Linked DNA regions of Homo sapiens: region 1 is linked to region 2. Evidence: chromatin loops called from intact Hi-C (ENCODE). Cell type or tissue: breast epithelium. All regions are shown on one strand. Links, peaks and the distances in the headings refer to the core of each region. The heading gives the core; the rest is flanking DNA. Region 1 holds the start of DYNC1LI2 (dynein cytoplasmic 1 light intermediate chain 2). Region 2 overlaps NAE1 (NEDD8 activating enzyme E1 subunit 1).

Region 1 (2,775 bases), core at 276-2,775, 55 kb after region 2:
TTGGCATTCTACATGACCAACTCTTAGATTATAGTTAATACAGTAATGACGTTTAGATTATCATTTTTATTTCAAATAATTTCCTATCCTATTCCTATGCATTTTTAAATTAAATTTTACTTTATTTGACAGTCTTACTCTGTCGCCCAGGCTAGAGTGCAGTGGTGTGATCTCAACTCCCTGCAGCCTCTGTCTCCTGGGTTCAAGCAATTATCGTGCTTCAGCCTCCCAGGCAGCTGGGATTACAGGCGGATGCCACCATTCCTGGCTAATTTTTTTTTTTTTTTTTTGTATTTTTAGTAGAGACGGGGTTTGGCCATGTTGGACAGGCTGGTCTGGAACTCCTGACCTCAAGTGATCCGCCAGCCTCGGCCTCCCAAAGTGCCGGGATTACAGGTGTGAGCCACCGTACCTGGCCTTCCTATGCTTTTTTGTTAAACTCTTCCACAGGACTTTAATAGTTCCTGCTAAATTTCAACTTGTTAGATTTAGTCTCTGCTCAGTTTGTCATGCAGTAGATAAGGCAACCCTTCCTGCTTCAGGTCATCCACAACTTCCATGACTGCTGCTGTATTCTTATCCAAGTCACTGATGGCACCCTGAATTGGCTGGCCAGGGCAGGAGGTTTGGGCAGGCCCCTAGCAGCCTCATCTGCTGGTCCCTCCTCTTCATCAGCCACCTCTGGGCTAGTCTTTAATAAGCCTCAGTGCTATCATCCAGCATTGATTTCACTTTCGCATCTAAGATGTGAATTGTCAAATGCCCTGTTGAAATCTGCATTTGCTGTATCTGCAGCATCCGCCTACCTGGTACTCCTGCAAAAAAGAAAGATACTGTGTAAATCTGGTATTCTCTTTTCCTTTAGTGTTTAATCACAAAATTTCACTTAGTGCTGATTAAGCTCACTGGCCTGTAATTTTCATCTCCATCTTCTGTCCTGTGAAAATTCAGCACTGCTTGCCCTTTTAGGACTTCTGGCACTTTGCCTGATTTTCCCAGATTTCCAAGGGAGGAACTCAGTGGGTTTTCACTCTCGTCTTGTTTAAACCTTACATCCAGTTTGGCAGATGATATGCCCATTTGTTTTATCCCGTAATTCATGCCGCCAGATTTTTTGGCATCAGGATCACAATCCTACTCATCTGAAACCTACTTAGGTGGTGCTTTTCTGCCACATTCCACTTCCTTGTGATATTTAGAAATGTCTTGTTAGCCTGTTTCCATAGAGAATGGCAAGAGCCCTCAAGTAGAGGCCACACCTAAAATTAAGCTTGATAATGGAATGTATGTTTTTCCTTCGGTTACTCTCCGCTCTTTCCCTTTTCCATCCCCTTTCCTTTTATTTTTCTCCCCGCTCTGCACCTGCCAGCTGGCCCCCAAGGAAATTAAGGGCTCCTCTTCTGGTGTGAAATGCTGGCTCCCTGAAAACATCATTTTAAAAAGCATGTTAATAAAGCAAAGCCAAGTGTATTATGCACTGCGGTCAAGAGCACTACTTCACAGTCTTTAGTCTTCGGAGGAGGAGGGGGAAATGCAGGATATTTATGAGGATTCTGGGGTCTTCCTTAAGGCTAGTCTTTCAATGCAGGGCTTGAGTAGGGTTAGGCCAAGTTCATGATATAATGGTCCAAGGTTGGGGAATAAATTAGAAGTACCGAATGTTATCTTCTAGCCTTGGGTCCTTGGGTGGGTTTCTTAAATTTTTTGAGCTTCAGGTTCCTCATCTGTGAAAGGGTTAGATAAGATTCAGTGAGATAATGTGTGACTCTGGCACATGGTGAGCTCTAGATAAATGGCGCTTTTGTGTCCATCAGTCTCATTCCCAAAGCCTAGGCTTTCGGGTCGGTCATCCGGCTGCCCGACCCGCGACGGCGCAGGGGAATCGGCGAGCGTGGCGGGGTGCTGCGCTGCGCCCCTCAGCCGGCAGAGGCCGCCAGCGCGCCCTCGGTCCGGACGGTGCCCGCCCCTGCCACCGCCTCCCCGCGCATGGCTGCCCCGGCGGCTGCCTGACCGCCGCCCGCCACCTCGGCGGCCTCGCAACCCGTGGGAGCCCGTGGCCATCGCAGACCTAGAGGACACGTTGGGCGGCGCAGTCGCCGCGGCAAGGTCGGCGGGCGGCGCGGCGCGAGGGACGGCGAGCGGGGGGCGGCCCGGCCCGGGTCCTCGCGGGTCCTCGGCGGGCCCGGGGGAGGGCCCTCTTTGTGGCTGCAGTTGGCAAGATGGCGCCGGTGGGGGTGGAGAAGAAGCTGCTGCTAGGTCCCAACGGGCCCGCGGTGGCGGCCGCCGGCGACCTGACCAGTGAGGAGGAGGAAGGCCAGAGCCTATGGTGAGGCCGCGGGCGGTCGGGCCGGGCCGTGGGGGGCGCGGCCTCTGGGCCGGACCGTCGGACACACTGAGGGGCCGACGCGAGCCGGGCCATCCCAGCCCGGCCCGGGGCTGACCACTCTTGCCATTGTCGCCACAGGTCCTCCATTCTGAGCGAAGTGTCCACCCGCGCCAGGTCCAAGCTGCCGTCCGGCAAGAACATCCTGGTCTTCGGTGAGCGCCGGCGGCGGGGCGTTGCCCCAGGTCGCTGGGGTGGGCGAGGCGGGCGCCCCTCCCTCAGGTCCCCGCCTTCCCCGTTCCAGCCGCCTGCCCGCAGCCTGGCGGGAAAGGGACCGTCGGCCCTGGCCGGTCAGCTGGAGAGTGGTCAAGCCTCCAGCGCCTGAGGGTGGGATGCTGCCCTCTTTGGAGAGCGTAGTGGTGCTTTGGGGTTGTCGGCATATTGTTTCAGTC
Region 2 (2,805 bases), core at 159-2,658:
TAAGACTCACACTGAGTTTAATTTAGTGGAATAGGAAAGCCACAAGAAATATGCTGGCCAGGCATAGTACGGTGGCTCACGTCTGTAATGCCAGCACTTTGGGAGACTGATTCAGGCAGATTGCTTGAGCCCAGGAGTTGGAGACCAGCGTGGGCAACATGGTGGAACCCCATCTCTACTGAAGATACAAAAAATTAGCCAGACATGGTGGTGTGCACTTGTAGACTCAGCTACTCGGGAGGATCACCTGAGCCTGGGAAGTTGGGGCTACAGTGAGTTGTGATTGTGCCACTAAACTCCAGCCTGGGTGACTGTGGTGAGACTGTCTCAAAAAAAAAAAAAAGTATGCTACTAATTTCTGAACTCAATAACTCTGAAGATGTAGGAATTTCTTTGTTTAGTTATCTACTTTTTATCTTCAGCAAATGTAGTCATTGGAGAATTGGCATAATCTCAAAGATCTGAGGTTGCTCAGAATATTTTTCTTTGGGATGATAATTTTAATTGTGCAGGATTATTGCATAGCAACACATTCTAGGGGTATCATAAAACCTGCTGCTCCATCTGATACAGTGTGTCTCCAGAGTTTATAGTCTTTTTTTTTTTTCTTTTGAGACGGAGTCTCGCTCTGTCGCCCAGGCTGGAGTGCAGTGGCGTGATCTCAGCTCACTGCAACCTCCGCCTCCTGGGTTTAAGCAGTTTTCCTGCCTCAGCCTCCCGAGTAGCTGGGACTATAGGCGCCCGCCACCTCGCCCAGCTAATTTTTGTATTTTTAGTAGAAACAGGGTTTCTCCGTGTTGGCCAGGCTGGTCTCGAACTCCTGACCTCAAGTGATCCTCCTGTGTTGGCCTCCCAAAGTGCAGGGATTACACGCATGAGCCACTGCGCTGCCCAGAGTTTATAGTCCTAACAAGCAAGCTTACTAGAAGAAAAAAAAAGAATAAACACCAAATATGTATTGCTTTATTTGTATTATTTGATTAGTATTTATTTCAGTTATCTGTTGCATAACAAACCACTTCAAAACTTAGTGGTTTAAAACAATAAATAGTGTCGTGATTTTGTGGGTTGCCTGGTCTCAGGCAGTTCTCCTTGGGGAGGCATGCAGTTGCTTGAGCCTGGGGGTGGAGTCATTCTGAAGGCTTGACTGACTGAGTTAGACATGCAAGAAGACATTTTTACTCATGTAACTAGCACCTTAGTCAGAACAGTGGGAATAGCTGGCGGCTGGTCAGGTATCTCTTCACGTGGCTAGCTTGGACTTCCTTTTGGCATGTCAGTTGGCTTCTGCAGTTAACATTCCAAAAAACCCAAGTGGAAGGTACAGGGCTTTTTATGACCTAGCTTTGGAAGTCATACAGCATCACTTATGAGCTAAGTAACTTAATCTCTCTGTGCTTTAGTTTTCTCTTCTATAAATGGAGATAACTATACATACTTCATAGGACTGTTTTGAGGATTCAATCAATTAATATAGATATAAGGTCCTTAGAACAGTGTCCAGCATCTATTAATGCTCAATAAATGTGACCTATTATTGGCCAGGCATGGTGGCTCACACCTGTAATCCCAGCACTTTGGGAGGCCAAGGCGGGTGGATCACTTGAGGCCAGGAGTTCGAGACCAGCCTAGCCAACACTGAAACTAAAAATAGAAAAAATTAGCTGTGTGTGGTGGCGCACTCCTGTAGTCTCAGTTTCTTGGGAGGCTGAGGCATGAGAATCATTTGAACCCGGCAGGCAGAGGTTGCGGTGAGCCGAGACTGCACCACTGCACTCCAGCCTAGGTAACAGCAAGACTCTCTCTCAAAAGAAAAAAAAAAAGTTACCTATTATTAATAGCTTTATGTCCTCAGTGTCATTTATCATTTAGTCTTTTAGAATTGGAGAATAACTTTTATAAAGGGTATAAGTAGGACATTACTTTCTCATTCATTAAGTTCTTCTATCAAATAATTATTAAGCACTATGTGCCAGATGCTTTTCTAGACAGTGAATATGATGCAATTAATAAAGATTTAATTAAATTCAAATTTTTACTAGGTTTTAGTTGGTCTCTGATTATAGGTTTGTGATATGTGCAAATATTGGTCTCATACTTTGTTATTTTTGTTCTTCAGTTTCATACATATTTTGACTAGAACATCTGAAACTAGATTAAATAAAGGAGTTGGCCATTAATTTTGAATCACATTTATTTTAATGAAAACTAACTTTTATTTTTAGGAGTATCTAACTATCAAGTTGAAGAAGATATAGGAAAGTTGAAGTCTTGTCTCACTGGCTTCCTTCAGGAATATGGTTTATCTGTAATGGTGAAAGATGATTATGTCCACGAATTGTGAGTATTTTTTAGGGTATCTAGGAGATGATTCCACACCTGTCATAAGGCTAATCAAAATTCATGTCTCTGTGGTCTCCTTTAGTTGCCGATATGGAGCTGCTGAGCCACATACCATTGCTGCATTCTTGGGGGGTGAGTTCCATATATGAGAAGACTCACCTGTTGTTACATAGTACAGTTACTATTTTAATACAAAGTTTTGTCGTCTAGCTATTTTAATTAGGGAGGTCAGTGAAGCAGGATGTTATATTTCTTTCTTTTTTTTTTTTTTGAGACGCAGTCTCACTGTTTTGCCCAGGTTGGAGTGTATTGATGCCATCATAGCTCGCTGCAACCTCAAACTCCTGGGCTCAAGTGATCTCTCGCCTCCGCCTCCTGAATAGCTGGGACTACAGGCATGTGCCAGTAAGCCTGGCTAATTTTTCAATTTTTTGTAGAGACAGGGTCCCACTATGTTGCTCA

What was found. Hi-C counts contacts between places; a loop is a spot of excess contacts. Peaks named below come from ENCODE experiments on the same cell type or tissue, not always from the same donor. Only the 100,000 strongest peaks of a DNase experiment are listed, where the experiment ranks them.
Region 1: a loop joins it to region 2, with 18 times the contacts of the local background. A loop is called at or near these places in 2 of 110 quality-filtered maps.

What each region holds. Positions count from the first base shown.
Region 1 is chr16:66,751,036-66,753,810 of GRCh38, reverse strand. DYNC1LI2 (dynein cytoplasmic 1 light intermediate chain 2) reads left to right here and starts at 2,202. Exons shown (of 13, transcript NM_006141.3): 1 at 2,202-2,326; 2 at 2,465-2,538. The coding sequence starts at 2,220. It overlaps DYNC1LI2-DT (DYNC1LI2 divergent transcript), which reads right to left and starts at 2,059. Exons shown (of 2, transcript NR_133569.1): 1 at 911-2,059; 2 at 1-815. RefSeq lists an enhancer at 1,846-2,561 and a silencer at 1,775-2,574. In breast epithelium, for the core only: CTCF peaks have their summits at 1,604 and 1,803; DNase peaks (open chromatin) are centred at 2,030, 2,210 and 2,455; H3K4me3 peaks cover 1,391 bases; H3K27ac peaks cover 1,319 bases.
Region 2 is chr16:66,805,447-66,808,251 of GRCh38, reverse strand. NAE1 (NEDD8 activating enzyme E1 subunit 1) reads left to right here. Exons shown (of 20, transcript NM_003905.4): 18 at 2,226-2,340; 19 at 2,426-2,475. Among named protein-coding and RNA genes, the nearest start is that of TERB1, 5.3 kb to the right of the region's middle. In breast epithelium, for the core only: no CTCF peak of the experiment used is centred there; no DNase peak of the experiment used is centred there.